Linked DNA regions of Homo sapiens: region 2 is linked to region 1. Evidence: chromatin contacts called from ENCODE Hi-C or POLR2A ChIA-PET data. All regions are on one chromosome and are shown on one strand. Each heading gives the region's core, a stretch centred on a gene start or an enhancer-like site at or near the end of the contact. The rest is flanking DNA. Distances are from core to core; before and after follow the strand shown. Region 1 overlaps ABCA3 (ATP binding cassette subfamily A member 3). Region 2 has its middle 24 kb from the start of ABCA3.

What was found. Hi-C counts contacts between places; a loop is a spot of excess contacts on that map. ChIA-PET counts read pairs that join two places held with the same protein, here RNA polymerase II (POLR2A). Pooled maps may share reads with other maps.
Region 2: a loop to region 1 is called in a map of CD4-positive, alpha-beta T cell, with 3 times the contacts of the local background. The contact joins two enhancer-like sites. A Hi-C loop is called at or near these places in 2 of 168 maps with a recorded cell type or tissue (CD4-positive, alpha-beta T cell and breast epithelium) and 2 of 50 pooled maps. POLR2A ChIA-PET finds 5 or more read pairs at or near these places in 1 of 52 experiments (endothelial cell of umbilical vein).

Annotation. Positions count from the first base shown.
Region 1 is chr16:2,325,313-2,332,807 of GRCh38, forward strand. It overlaps ABCA3 (ATP binding cassette subfamily A member 3), which reads right to left. Exons shown (of 33, transcript NM_001089.3): 2 at 4,336-4,542; 3 at 3,141-3,445; 4 at 1,101-1,180; 5 at 698-962. The coding sequence starts at 1,154. It also overlaps the pseudogene RPS16P7. Among named protein-coding and RNA genes, the nearest start is that of ABCA3, 12 kb to the right of the region's middle. Within about 2 kb of position 3,304, at least 2 of the 41 ENCODE cell types and tissues checked have a DNase peak (open chromatin) inside an H3K27ac peak, as active enhancers do.
Region 2 is chr16:2,361,467-2,368,961 of GRCh38, forward strand. It overlaps the pseudogene ABCA17P. Among named protein-coding and RNA genes, the nearest start is that of ABCA3, 24 kb to the left of the region's middle. RefSeq lists an enhancer at 5,459-5,808. Within about 2 kb of position 4,510, at least 2 of the 41 ENCODE cell types and tissues checked have a DNase peak (open chromatin) inside an H3K27ac peak, as active enhancers do.

The sequences.
Region 1 (7,495 bases), core at 2,054-4,553:
CCATCAGATGCAGTTCCAGGGCCTGGTACTGCTAAGGCTGCTGCACCTGCTGCTCCCCGGGGTCCTCACAGCTCTGCACAGGTGGGCGGCCAGCCCTGGTCCCATTGTACAATCAGGCATGGCCACAGAGAAGCTGGGGGATTCCTTGGGTGGCTCAGCCGCCGAGAAGAGATTTGATGCTAGATGGGCTTGATGGCTTCCTAGTCTTAGGGCCATCAGGCAAGCAAAAACCTCACTTTCTTTTTTCCCTTTTTCTGCCAGGTCGTATTTAAGTCCCAAATATCTGCTACTTTCCTTATGTATCTTATTGGACTCTGTTCACAGAGGCCTGGAGACCAGTAATGTCTTTCATAAAATGAGGGAACAGAAAGGAGCCTGGGGCAACTGCAGGCAGGTGCATTTTCTAACCTGTTCTGCCCCATGGGTTAAAATGTCACCAGGGTCCCTTTGGTGGGGACTGTGATGGTGCTATCGGACCCAAAGGAGAGACTGCTATTTACTCGCAGGCAGGCAGAGGTTTAAGGAACAGCAGTGCCTTTTACAGGTTGAAGTAGTGATGCGGGAAGAAGCAGAGGCCAAGTCTGCACAGGGTGAACTCCTCACCCAGCTGCTTCGCACATCCTGGGCTCGACCCCTGCCTGCCCAGCCGCGTGGAGGCACCACTAGGCCTGGCACCGAGAGCCCCGGCATGTCTCACCTCGCATGTTGATCACAAGTGCCCTGCGCACTGTCTCAGTGACGGTCTTGGCAGCGTCACTGTGAGAAGGGATGTAGGCAAGCTCCCAGGTGTCTCCTGGCGGAGGGAAGGTGAAGAACAGAGGCAGCTCCTGGATGGACTGGCCCGGGTAGATGGTGGCGTTGGGCACATTTTCCGACTGAATCTTCAAGCGGAGCCAGATGAGGATCCCAGAAAACAGCAATGGCAGGAAGAGTTCCAGGACCGTCACCAGGACCTTCCGCTTCTGGAAGAGATACAATAGGGCACGGTGATGGGCTGCAAGGCAGAAGCAGGGGCATGCAGACAGCCCTTCCCTCAAGGGCATCCCCAGGAGCCTCTGGGCTAGGCACGCAGCTGACCTCCCTCCAGAGTCTGGACGCACCTGCAGGGTGTAGTTCTTCCAGAGGAGGAGCGCCAGCTGCCTGAGCACAGCCATCGTCTTGCTGAAAGGGACGCCCAGTGCTAGTTACAGACCAAAGACAGAGAGTGTGGGTGCGCAATAGAAACACGCAGAGTGGGGATTTGGGGAAAAGCCATGGACCCTTTTTCCTCCATGTCTCTCACCTTCTTTTGTGCCACTTTAACTCCAAACACCCCTGGAGGGAAGGGTACAAGGCCTGTGCCATGCCCACCCTCAATCCTCTACCCTGCACATCCAAAGAGCATAGTCTTTTTGGCCAGGTGCAGTGGCTCATGCCTGTAATCTCAACACTTTGGGAGGCCGAGGCAGGTGGATCACTTGAAATCAGGAGTTCGAGACAAGCCTGGCCAACATGGTGAAACCCCGTCTCTACTGAAAATACAAAAATTAGCCAGGCGTGGTGGCAGGCGCCTGTAATCCCAGCTACTCGAGAGGCTGAGGCAGGAGAATCGCTTGAACCCGGGAGGCGGGGGTTGCAGTGAGCCAAGATCGTGCCACTGCCCTCCAGCCTGGGGGCAACAGAGTAAGACTCTGCCACAAACAAACAAACACCAAAAAAACCCAAAGAGCATAGTCTTTTTGGAGCCCAACTTGTTCCTTGGTGAATGTAAGATCAATGACATGCTTTTTATGTGCACTGTGACTTCTGCAGTAGTTTTTAAAATTTTTTTTGTTTCTTTTGAGACAGGGTCCTGCTCTGTTGCCCAGGCTGGAGTGCCATGGTGCGATCACAGCTCACTGCAGCCTCAACCTCCTGGGCTTGTGATCCTCCCACCTCAGCCTCCCGAGTAGGTGGAACTACAGGTGCATGCCACCAACACCCGGCTGGTCTCGAACTCCTGGCCTCAAGCAATCCTCCAGCTTCATCCTTGTAGTGCTATTTACCATTTGATAAATGCTATTAGGATGTTCTTGGTGGTTAATATGGATTTGCTATTTATTACCAAAATATTCAGGCTTATGGAATTCCACTTACTGACTGACCAGCTTTATTCTTAACCAACACTGAACCCATAAAAGAAAACTGAACATAGTGTCCTGGGTGATTTCTAAGGTTTGGAGAGAGCTGTGCAGGGAAGGGGAAAGGAGGGACTTGGAATTCTGGCCCCCATTGGCCTTGCTGCCCCGGAGCAGGCCCGGGTAGGCAGACATGCTGGTGGGGCCATCAGTCACACCCTCTCCTTGGCCCTAAAGACCGGCTTTTCCTGTTGTTATTACAGGTACTGGCATCAGAGCCTCGCAGCAAAAAGACTAGCCATTTTCTTTTTCTTTTTTCTGTTTTTTTTGGAAACAGAGTCTTGCTCTGTCACCCAGGCTGGAGTACAGTGGCGTGATCTTGGCTCAATGGAACCTCCGCCTCCTGGTTTCAAGCGATTCCCCTACCCCAGCCTCCTGAGTAACTGGGATTACAGGCGCCTGCCACCACGCCTGACTCATTTTTATATTTTTAGTAGAGATGGGGTTTCACCATGTTGGCCAGGCTGGTCTTGAACTCCTGACCTCAAATGATCCGCCCGCCTCAGCCTCCCAAAGTGCTGGGATTATAGGCGTGAGCCACTGTGCCCAGCTGCCATTTTCATCTTTACCATCTGTCCAACGAAAATTCATCCAAAAAATAATCTATCCTATATTATATAGGAACATGATATTTAAATCTGGCACATATAATGGGGAAAAAAATCTGCCAAAAGATGATCAAATACAGGTGATAGCAGAAATGAGAGCTTAGATCTGTAAAGGTATTCCCTCAATTTAGCTAAAATCTGTCTTACTAAATTTCAAATATCAGAAACAGAGGCTGGGTGTGGTGGCTCATGCTTGTAAACCCAGCACTTTGGGAGGCCGAGGCAGGAGGATCCCTTAAGCCCAGGAGTTCGAGACCAGCCTGGGCAACATAGCAAGACCCTATCTCTATACAAATAAAGTAAGAAAAAGGAACACAGACACTGAACCCAGAGTTAAGTTCATCTCATGAACTTCAAGAGTTCATGAGCTGCTAACCTGCTAGAGAAGTAGGTGGTCTGAGTAAGTTCAAGTAGGCGCTGCAACCCGCAGGAAATAGGAGAAACGTGCTCTGAAAACTGAGTGTAAAGAGGGCGAGGTGTGCAGACGTGGCTGCTCTGTCCTGGAGAGGCAGGGAAGGCGATGGAGGAGGGGCAGTCTAGAGAGCCCCTGGTGCTGGTCCACTCGCTACAACTGCAGGCAGAGAGGAGTCCTTCCCGCTCAGCGTCCTTCATGTGCGGAAAAGCCTCCTTGACTCACAGTGGAAGAGTTTCAGGTTCAGTTGCTCAGCTCCACACTCATGGCTGATCCAAACCCAACATCATCCATCAGCCAGGTTAAGATGCACGGGATAGAAAGGCAAACAATTAGCGAGTCATTCCTAGATCACCATGAGCTAGCGCTCCCCGACAATGACCCGGGAGACTCCAGCGCACGGGGAAGGGTTTTTTTTTTTTTTTAAATGACCCATTTTACTTTTGGTTTGGTTTCAGTCCATTGAAAATCATTTATATCAAGGCTCTTTTTAAATTAAAACTCTTGCTTTTTTTTTTTTTTAAGATGTGGCTGTTGATATCTAATAATATTCAAAATTTATGCTTTAAAGGGTAGTCAATAAATATTTACATGAAATACAACTGCAAACAGTTAAAAATTAATTTAAAATATGACTTTTAATGAATCATATTGTTAAAAAGTGAAGAAATTAAAGCTAAAATAGTATGAAGTGCTATTAAGGGGCAACTTAATAAATTATCCCAATTCTTTTAAAATTAATAAGGTAGAAGACCTGTCTCAAAGTCAGTTGCTGATGATGAATAAAACAGCAGTGACTTAAAGATACACATTAAGGCCTGTGGTTTATAAAAGGTTTCTAGAAGTGGTTTAGGCAAAAAGAAGAGGCCGGTGCCTCCATTTGGGGCCATCATCCCGGGGAAGTACACTCCAGATGGGCGTGGGGTTGGCTGAGATGAACGTTCTGCCTCTACCAAGTGAGGAATATAAAACCGTCACAGTTCAAAGAAGTCTTCTGGTTAGAGGAACAGACAACCTCCCTTACTGGAAGTCTGGCCAAGAAAGGAAAGATCCCCATGCTTAATCTTGTCCTCTCCAGTCCCAGGGCTGGGAGAGAAGGTCAGAAAGATAGACCACCCCCCTTCCCACACAGGCTGCAGGGCAGTACCAGGGAACTCACCTGGGTCCCAGAAGAGGCTCCACACAGCAGGTCTCCCTTCAGGACTACTGGGGAACTGGCCAGGAGGAGGCGGCTCCGCACAGAGGGCTCCGGGGTGGGGCCTGAGAGCCTCTGGAGTGGGGCAGGGCAACCCTGAGGTTTGGGAACACCGTGACCTCGCAGGACATCAGGAGGTGCCCAGGGCTCACAGGCATGACTCTCCAGCACCTTTGGACAGATGGAAGGTGTTTGAGTGTAATTTGGAAAATAATTATAAAACACCTCTTACCAAGTTAGAAAACAGAAGAGCAAAATAGATTTTGAGGATGTTACTTAAAACTGAGCAGATCTGATAAAAAATTTTGGATTTAGAAAATAAACACCTGGCCGGGCACGGTGGCTCATGCCTGAACAATTCCAGCACTTTGGAAGACTGAGCTGGGCGGATCACCTGAGGTCAGGAGTTTAAGACCAACCCAGCCAACATGGCAAAACCCTGTCTCTACTAAAAACACAAAAATTAGCCAGGTGTGGTGACGTGTGCCTGTCCCAGCTACTCGGGAGGCTGAGGTGGGAGGATTGCTTGAACCCAGGAGGTGGAGGTTGCAGTGAACCGAGATGGTGCTAACTCAGAGTCATCAGCTCCGAGATGACCCTGTCTCAAAAAAAAAAAAAAAAAGAATATAAGCTCTATTTTTTTTTTTTTTTTTGAGACAGAGTTTCACTCTTGTGGCCCAGGCTGGAGTGCCGTGGTGCCATCTCAGCTCACTGCAACCTCCACCTCCCAGGTTCAAGCGATTCTCCTACCTCAGCCTCCCAAATAGCTGGGATTACAAGCACCCACCACCACATCCAGCTAACTTTTGTATTTTTAGTAGAGATGGGGTTTCACCACTTTGGCCAGGCTGGTCTCAAACTCCTGACCTCAAGTGATCCGCCGACCTTGGCCTCTCACAGTGTTGGGATGACAGGTGTGAGCCACTGTACCCAGCTGAAACTCTGCTTTCCTGCTTGTAAGCACTCTGCTTCTACAACCTCCTCATCCTCTCCTGGCTTCTGGCAACACCACCCTTTTTTTTTTTTTTTTTTTGAGACGGAGTCTTACTCTGTCTCCCAGGTTGGAGTGCAGTGCCGCGATCTCTGTTCACTGCAAACTCCGCCTCCCAGGTTCACGCCATTCTCCTGCCTCAGCCTCCCGAGTAGCTGGGACTACAGGCACCCACCACAGCGCCCGGCTAATTTTTTTTGTATTTTTCAGTAGACACAGGGTTTCCCTGTGCTAGCCAGGATGGTCTCGATCTCCTGACCTGGAACATCACCCTTTTGCAGACGAAGAAACAAGGAGGAAATGCCTGGCCCAAAATCACACAGCAAGAAGCTGCCAAGTCAGGGCTTGAACCTTGGCTTGTTTTAACTTCCAAGTCTGTCTTCTAACTACTACACTACTACAACCTGTGGGTCCTAAAAACACAGAACAACTTCCAACTTCATACAAGTTTTGCATATCACTCCTAGAACATAACATCAGAAACTGAAAGGTAAAAAAGACCCCTAAGCCCCATCACCTTAATAGAAGTTTTCTTTTCTTTTCTTTTCTTTTTTTCTGAGACAGAGTCTCGCTCTGTCGCCGAGGCTGGGCACGATCTCGGCTCACAACAACCTCCACCTCCCAGGTTCAAGTGATCCTCCCATCTCAGCCTCCCAAGTAGCTACAGGCACATGCCACCACGCCCGGCTAATTCTTGTATTTTTAATAGAGACGGAGTTTTGCCATGTTGGCTAGGCTGGTCTCAAACTCCTGACCTCAAGTGATCCGCCCGCCTCGGCCTCCCAAAGTGTGGGGATTACAGGCGTGAGCCACTGTGCCCTGCCGAGGTTTTATCTCTGTGCCCCCACGGCACCCAGCTTGTTGCCTGATACGTGTGAGGCTTTACCTAAAGTCTCACTGAACACTACGCTTGCATCTGTTCTGTTTCAGCAAAAGGAGTTTAAAGGAAGAGATCCTAGAATTACAAAATCTGGCAAGTTTTTTGTTACAAAAGCAAATGTACACAAGAGAAAGAAGTTAATGTTCCTTCTGCACTTGACGCCGAGGCGGCAGAGTCTCCAGAAGTGCTGATGACTGAGGCCCAGGACCGGCCCCGGCTGAGCCCCCATCAGCTACTCTAAGTTAAACACTCAGGACTCCAGCCACTCCTAAAGCTGCCGCCTCTGCCCAGCAAGAGGACAAGAGCAGAGCTTCAAGAACTTCCCTTTGAAGAGGCTCTCTTCACTAGTCCCGGGACACAGTCAGGAAAGGGAAGGCAAACCTTTTCCCCTCTCTATAAAAGGTTTGCTTACTGTTAAAATATTAAACATCACACATATCATTGAGTATCTCAATGTTTGTTTTTTAGGTAAGCAACTGACTCGGTGCAGAGTGAGCGCATACTGCAGGCTGCTCATTTCTCAGAACTCTCTTGATGGCACAAATTCTTCTACAAATGGTCTTTCCAGTAACTGTTGTCAGCTCAAGAGCCATCGGCTGTGCCAGTTAACAAGCGCTGTGGCTCTTCAGGCGGCCAGTGCTCAGCAGCAAATTGGAGAAATCCCAAACTCCTCCATTTCTTTTTTTTTTTTCCTTGAAACTTTAAAATCCTTCAAAATCTGTTTATTATACAGGTGAATTTTGATAGTCACGATGGGCTTATCGGTAGGATTTCTAGTAGCGAGCACAGGCACCAGGGCTTCTAAACTTTTTGGACTCGCAGGGACGGGGATCAGCTACCAGCAGGGTCCGGTCATACAGGATGAGGATGTCTTTGATCTCCTTCTTGGAAGCCTCATCCATATACTTCTGGTAATAGGCCACCAGGGCTTTGGAGATGGACTGACGGGTAGCATAAATCTGGGCCACATGACCACCACCCTCCACACGGACACGAATGTCCACACCAGCAAATCGCTCCTTGCTGAGAAGCAAAACTGGCTCCAGCAGCTTGTACTGTAGCGTGGGCGGCTCAATCTTCTCCAGGGGCCGCCCGTTCACCTTGATGAGACCATTGCCGCGTTTGCAGTGTGCCACAGCTGTGGCTGTCTTCTTGTGTCCAAAGACCCGCACCGATTGCCTCCTCCATTTCTTTATTTGTGGTTTGCAGGTATTTTTGTGTGCACCATAGGCTTGAATTTGCCACCCAATTCC
Region 2 (7,495 bases), core at 3,260-5,759, 37 kb after region 1:
AAATTAAAGTGTTCTAAATGGAAGAGCATTCACCACATGTGTTCTGTTTTGGGTTGACATTTAGCTTTTGTTTTTATTTTAGAAACGGAAGACTCTGGTAGCAGTCCTTGAAATCTTGATGCCATTGCTATTTTCTGCATTGTATTGTATCTTCGTTTTAGTAGTGCTCCAATAAAAAGACCTGCTACTAGCTGCCATGCAATTGATATCAGTTTGTTGCCAGACTTCTACAATTTTCCTGAAAAATAGATTTCAACTAGTTTATATCCCTTCTATAAGTGAAACATTGAAGGCTGTCACCGAAATGGTGGAACAGATCTTTGATGTTGAGTTTGAAGGTTAGATGTAAATATGGGTAAGGATCGGGAGGACATTTTTATAAAGTACAGTTTGAAGTTTTTCCCCGAGAGTTCTTACAGTAGTGATTCTAAATCTAGTGTCTCCAAATTCTAAAGAGCCTATGAGGTGGTAGTTGGGGGGAAGCTGTCCATGAGATATTTTTATTATTTCAAACAACATATGGAGTCTTGTCTATATATGTCAGAAGGCTTCAAGGCTAATTAAAATGTTAAATGTTAAGTATTTGTTTTTAACTCACTATCATGACACCTATTATCTCATATTAATCCAAAGGTCTGATTGGCAATTATATGTCTCTAATAAAAAATGGAAGGCATTCAGAGAGTCAGAGGGTCTGAAATAGCTTCTAACTTGTTAACTGGTCTCTGCTTCTCCTCTTGTCCCATTCTAATCCAGTCTCCGTGTGGAGGCAGAAAGATCTTCAAAAGCTCAATAGGATCCAGCTAGTCTCTAGCTTAAACCCCTTCAGTGGCTTCCCATTGCCCTGAAAGAAAACCAGCTCTTCTCCAGGTTCTGACCCTGCTTTTTTCCCAGTCTTATCTAGTTTGGCTCTTTATTGTGCTCCCACACACTGGTCATGTTGGTCTTTTACTTCCTAGAAAGCAGCTACATGAGGTTTTCTCCCAATAGGGCCTTTGCAGCAGGTGTTCCTTCTGACAGTGCTTTGCCCTCAGCCTTCCCTGTGCATTGCTCCCTCTTAGTCTTCACGTTTCAGCTGAACTGATGCCTAGGAAAGCAGCTAAATCGGTTTTAGGTTTCTCACCTCTGCCTTATTCTCTGTCACAGAACCCTGTTTTATACTTTCTATCAAAAAGGGAATTTTAATAAATGTTTACATATATATTCACTTTCTTGCTTCTGTGTATTGTCTGCCTTTCTCCACTAGACTCCACCTCCATGAGGGCATAGGAACCATGTCTGTTTTGTTCATCACTGTGCCTGTTGTAGTACCTAGCACATAGTAGGTGCTCAATAAATATTTATTGAATAAATTAATGTAGTTAGGTAGATAGCATTCTTCAAAATATGTAGTTTATAGGAGAAATTTTTCAAAATTACTATAATTGCTCTACATGCTATTGTAAAAGTATTCTAATAATATATAGGGCATAAAGTGAATAGAGATTTTTCCCTCCAAGCTTCAGTGCCACTCAATGGGGATAATAATTTTTTTTTTCTTTTCCTTTTTTTTTTTTTTTGAGATGGACTTTCGCTCTTGTTGCCCAGGCTGGAGTGCAATGGTGAGATCTAGGCTCACTGCAACCTCCGTCTCCCGGGTTCAAGCAATTCTCCTGCCTCAGCCTCCTGAGTAGCTGGGATTACAGGCACCCGCCACCACGCCTGGCTAAGTTTTCTATTTTTAGTACAGATGGGGTTTCACCTTATTGGCCAGGCTGGTCTCAAACTCCTGACCTCAGGTCATCCGCCCGTCTTGGCCTCCCAAAGTGCTGGGATTACAGGCATGAGCCACTGCACCCAGCCTGAGTGAGGATAATTCTTTTAAAAGCTTTCAGTTCCAGGAGTTTGAGACCAGCTTGGGCAACATAGTGAAACCCTGTCTCTACAAAAAATAAAAAATTAACCAGGTATGGTAGTTGATGCTTGTAGACCCAGCTACTTGGGATGCTGAGGTGGGAGGATCTCTTGAACCTACAGTGAGCTATGATTGCACCACTGCACTCCAGCTTGGGTAACAGAACGAGACCCTGTCTCTAAAAAAATAAAAAATAAAAATGCCCTCAGTGGTAAAATGTGGGGAAATCACTGTTTTGAAAGTTGTGCTTCAGCCGGGTGCAGTAGCTCATGTCTGTAATCCCAGCACTTTGGGAGGCCGAGGTGGGCGGGTCACTTGAGGTCAAGAGTTTGTGACCAGCCTGGCCAGCATGGTGAAATTTCATCTCTACTAAAAATACAAAAAAATTAGCCGGGCGTGGTGGCACATACCTGTAGTCCCAGCTCCCTGGGAGGCTGAGGCAGGAGAGTGGCTTGAACCCAGGACGTGGAGATTGCAGTGAGCCGAGATCGTGCCATTGCACTTCAGCCTGGGCGACAGGCCAAGACTCCATCTCAAAAAAAAAAAAGAAAAGAAAGTTGTGCTTCATGCTTGTCTGGTATCCTAAAATACTATGTATTCTAATTCAGTTACCTTATACATATGAGATTATGAAATTTCTTTCTTTCTTTTTTTTTTTTTTTTGAGACAGAATCTCGCTCTGTTGCCCAGGCTGAAGTGCAGTGGCGCCCGTAATCCTAGCACTTTGGGAAGCTGAGGCAGGCGGATTCCCTGAGCTCAGGAGCTCAAGACCAGCCTGGGCAACACGGCAAAACCCTGTCTCTACTAAAAATGCAAAAAATTAGCCGGGCATGGTGGTGCGACTTGTAATCCCAGCTACTTGGGAGGCTGAGGCATGAGAATCACTTGAACTCTGGAGATGGAGGTTGCAGTGAGCCGAGATCAGACAGAGCAAGACTCCATTTCAAAAAAAAAAGAAAAAAAATCTAGATGAAGGAAAGAACCCAAAGAGATCAGTGGAGGCCCTAAACTGCTTTTGATCAAACATTCATCATACTAGGGGAAATCGAATGCTCGTTTTCATAGACTTGTAAGGCACAGAGGGAAAGAAGAAAAAGTTAAGTCCCATTCAAGGTGGGGTGTATATCATGAGACTATCTCCCCTTAAATCTAGGACCCCATATGCTTACATTGTAGTGGTGGTACTTAATGTAAGGTTGTGCTGGATGTAAACATGCCCCCGACTGCCTGAATGTTGCCTTGGAACTGAGCACAGCAGGGAGGGTCCTAGCTCTGAGATTTGTAGCTCAAATTCACATCACTTGGCTGTCAAAAAAAAGGAAGGAAGAAAGAAGGAGAGGAGGGAGAGAGGGAGGGAGGGAGGAAAGATGGAAGGGAGGGAGGGAGGGAGGGGAAGGGAAGAAAGAAGGAAGGGAAGGAGGGGAGGGAGGGAGGAAGGAAGGAAAGAAGGAAGGGCAGAGGGAAGGGAAGAAAGGAAGGAAAGGAAGGAATGAAAGGAAGGAAGGAAAGAAGAAAAGAAAAACCCCTCGAACTGTGAAGTGGGACAGTGGGACTCAGATTGACAGATGCAAATATATATTTTTCCTGGAATAATGTACCCTCCTTCTGTATCTCAAGACTCACCACAAGAGTATCAAGGTCAGTGAGCAAACATACTAGGAAACAGGACACCAAGGATGATTATCACTATGACAACAGACAGCAAAAACAGACCTGGAAAGATTCCAGATAATGGAATTATTAGTCTCGTGTTATAAAATCCCTATGTTTAGCTGGTTTGAAGAAATAAAAGACAACGTAAAAGGATTTATAGGTAGCATGTCATTATAGTCACCTAGCAAATTTGGGGAGAAAAAAGGAACTAGAACTTCTAGAAATGAAAAATAAAATAATCAACATGTAAAACTCAGGCTAGAAACAAGCCTTGAAAGGATAAAAGTGAACTTAAACTTCCTACAAGAACAAAACTCATTCTTTAATGAAAAACCACAAGGCTTGATCCAGGTCTCAGATCATGTGATCAGCACTTAAATTCTCTTCCTTCTTAGCATTACTTTCTTGATGCCCCAAGATAGTTGCTAGCAGTTCTTGGGACTATAGACTTCCCAGTTAAAGTTATGACTTGAAATAATGAGATTCATGTCCCTTAACTTACCTCCCTTATTTTCTGTCTCTCTCTGCTCGTGTATTTGCAGAACGAATGCTGGAGTTAATGGAGCAGTCAGCTGTCGATCTTAAGTCTCCTTAAGTAGAAAGCGGGCAGCTGGGTAGCCTTTGCCTTCACACCAGCCACTCACTGATGGGATTTTTCTCTCTGTAGTTTTAGGCTGTTCTTCAGTGTCTTTGTTTGAACGTTATATAATTGATGATCCCAAAGCTTTCTACATATTGGCAGGAATTGTTTTTGACCACAGCGTCAATGACAGCAATGGATCTTTGCCACTTGCGGTAAGAACATCCTTTCTCTAACAATTGTACTGTGCTGCCGAGACTTGAGCATGTGTTCCTTCTGCAGTCTTGTTGGCTGACCTGCCCCCGGCTTTTCTCTGTGGCAGCTTTGTCATCTTATTTCCAAAGGAGATATGCAAGGGCTCCTGTGTTTCATGTCTTACAACCTAGACTTTGAGGTCCCTTCCAGTTTTCAAATTCTTTAGAAGGCTTGTTGTGAGCAAGCCTTTATCCTGAGGGTACAGGATGGCGTATATTAAACTGCCTGATGACAGATGCAGACTACAAGATCAGCCTCCACAGACTTGCATTCCAGCCCTGCAACTCACCAGCTGTGTAACCTTGGAAAAACATTTCTGGGCCTCGGTGTCCTTATTGTTGTGAGGGCTAAAAGAGTTTTATGCCTATAAAGTGCTTAGAACAAAGCCTGGAACAAAATAACTTTCCAGAAGGATTAGTTATTGTTGTCATTACTAATAATCTTATGGACTTCAGATATGGTATGAGTGTGAGTTTGTTTAAGGAAAAGTTCATGTTGTAAACATGGGAATATTTGGTTTATGTTCTGGGATGGGAAAACCACTCATGTATAGCTTTTGTGTTGTACAGTGTATCTGATGATTAATTGTTGGAAGTTGCATGGGCTATTGGTAGATGGAGAGAGACATGTTAATAAAATAACCAACAATGTTTTTCAAGCATTTATTAATGCTAGGCAACACAGATACCATCTGGTTCAATCCTACTGTAGCCTATGAGGTAGACGTTGTTAATATCCCCATTTTACTCATGAGGAAACTGAGGAATGAAGTTTATGTAATTTGCCCAAGGTGTCAAGGCTATTCAGTAGGAGATTTGGGGTTAGAATCTGGGTGGTCTGGCTCCAGAGCCCTTGCTCTGAACTGTTCTGCAGCACACCATTCCTGAAGGGGGCTCAGGAGCGGCTGTATGTTTCCCAGGCTTGCACCACGGAGAATTTCCAGAGTACACAGGGAAGACCACTGTTGCAGCATGGTCTCCCAGGGGACACCTGCCAGTGTGGGCATCCTTCATCCTGTTACAGCTGACATCAAGCACAGATTTGTTCTGTCCTGTGCCTTTGCTGAGTTTCAGGAGTTCATAACCGAATTTGTTTTCTCTTTGTTCTTCATAGGTTAAGTATCAATTGCGCTTCAGTTACTTTCAGAAGAATTTTATACTGGGGAAGAATATATTTTTTCAAGATGACATAGAAGGCTGGTGCACATCCTTTCTTTACCCTCCCAATCCACGCCAAGAACCCCGGGAATTTCCATTTGCTGTTGGGGGAAGTCCTGGTGAGAAAGCCCCGAAGCTTGTGCGTGTTAAGAGCATGGCCGTGGCTGGGCGCGGTGTCTCATGCCTGTAATCTCAGCACTTTGAGAGGCTGAGGCGGGTGGATCACCTGAGGTAGGGAGTTCGAGACCTGACAAACATGGAGAAACCTCATCTCTACAAAAAATACAAAATTAGCTGGGTGTGGTGGCTCATGCCTGTAATCCCAGCTACTCAGGAGGCTGAGGCAGAATTGCATGAACCTGGGAGGCAGAGGTGGCGGTGCACTGAGACTGGGCCATTGCACTCCAGCCTGGGCAACAAGAGCGAAACTCCGTCTCAAAAAAAAAAAAAGAGCATGGCCACTTTTGTTGTTTTGTTTGTTTTGCTGCCAGCACATAAACTAGCATTTCAGAAGAGGTTGAAGGAGTTACATTTAGAAATGTGACATTCAGTAAACTGCTTACATTCTAGAGCAAGTAAAAACAGTAGTTATGGATTTGATTGTAACAATATTGAATTGTTTGGAGGAAGGATGGAAACATTTTACTGGAACAAGGAGTGCAGGGACCAGTGGGTGGCCAATTTAGCAGTGACATTTGTCATCATGGAGGAAACATGATCTGTGCTTTATGCATGTTTAAGATTTTCTCGGCTTCCCTTTTCCACCTGCAAATACCACTCCTATTTGGTTATTTTATTTTATTTTGAGATGGAGTTTCATTCTTGTTGTCCAGGCTGGAGTGCAATGGCACAATCTCGGCTCACTGCAATCTCTACCTCCCAGGTTCAAGCGATTCTCCTGTCTCAGCCTCCTGAGTAGCTGGGATTACAAGTGCCCACCATCACACCTGGCTAATTTTTTGTGTTTTTAGTAGAGATAGGGTTTCACCATGTTGGCCAGGCTGATCTCGAACTCCTGACCTCAGGTGATCCGCCCACCTCGGCCTCCCAAACTACTGGGATTACAGGCATGAGCCACCACTTTTGGCCCTATTCTATCTTTTTAAACACATGTCCTGTTCAACACGCATGTCATATTGTATGATCTATGTCTAACATGCCTCCATTACAATCTCCACTGACTGTATCCTTTGCATTTCATCCGTCTCATTTAATTTAATGAAGAAGAAACAGAAGATAATCATCCACACTCTTGGGACTCTCTGCATGTCTGTGCAGCTCCAAAGAGTCTGTTCCTGCTTTGGGGGAATCCCTGAACTCTTTCTGGCCTGTTCATTGGCTGATGCTTCACTTTGATTTTATTTACTCTGACTGATGCTTTTAGATCTTGCCTTGATTCTTATTCCATCCTCCCTGCCCCATCTGCAACACTGGTGCAGAATCCCAGTTCCTGTTCTTCAGGCCTCTTGGTCTTGGCTGGCCCTCTCCCTTTCCCTCTCATGAATCTCCCTATCTGCATTTCTAGTCTGGGAAAATCTCCTTTTCCCTGTCTGTCATTCAGGATAAGAGGACAGAAAATTAATGCCAGAAGGTTGGAGTTTTTCCAGGAGTTCCTATTTGTCCCAAGGGCTGGCATGTGGTCCCAAAGCCAGGTCCTGACTCCTGGCTGCCATAGTCCTCTCTTCTTGGGGAGCCATGCTGACTTTCTGCTCTGTCACCCTCTGTTGAGGGTGAAGGAGAGAGCCTTGCTGAGTGGCTGCTTTGCATCTGCTTGCTCTCTCCCATGCAAAGGGGTCTAACTGCACCTGACAGAGCAAACACCTAAAACTTGGCACCCAGTACTCCCTGGATCTGCCTGCGTTGCCCAACTCTCGCTTCTGGCAACCCCAGGTTCCTAGAGAAGTACTGGGGCAACACTGACACCTGTGCATCCTCTGTCCTTCACAATAAGCATCA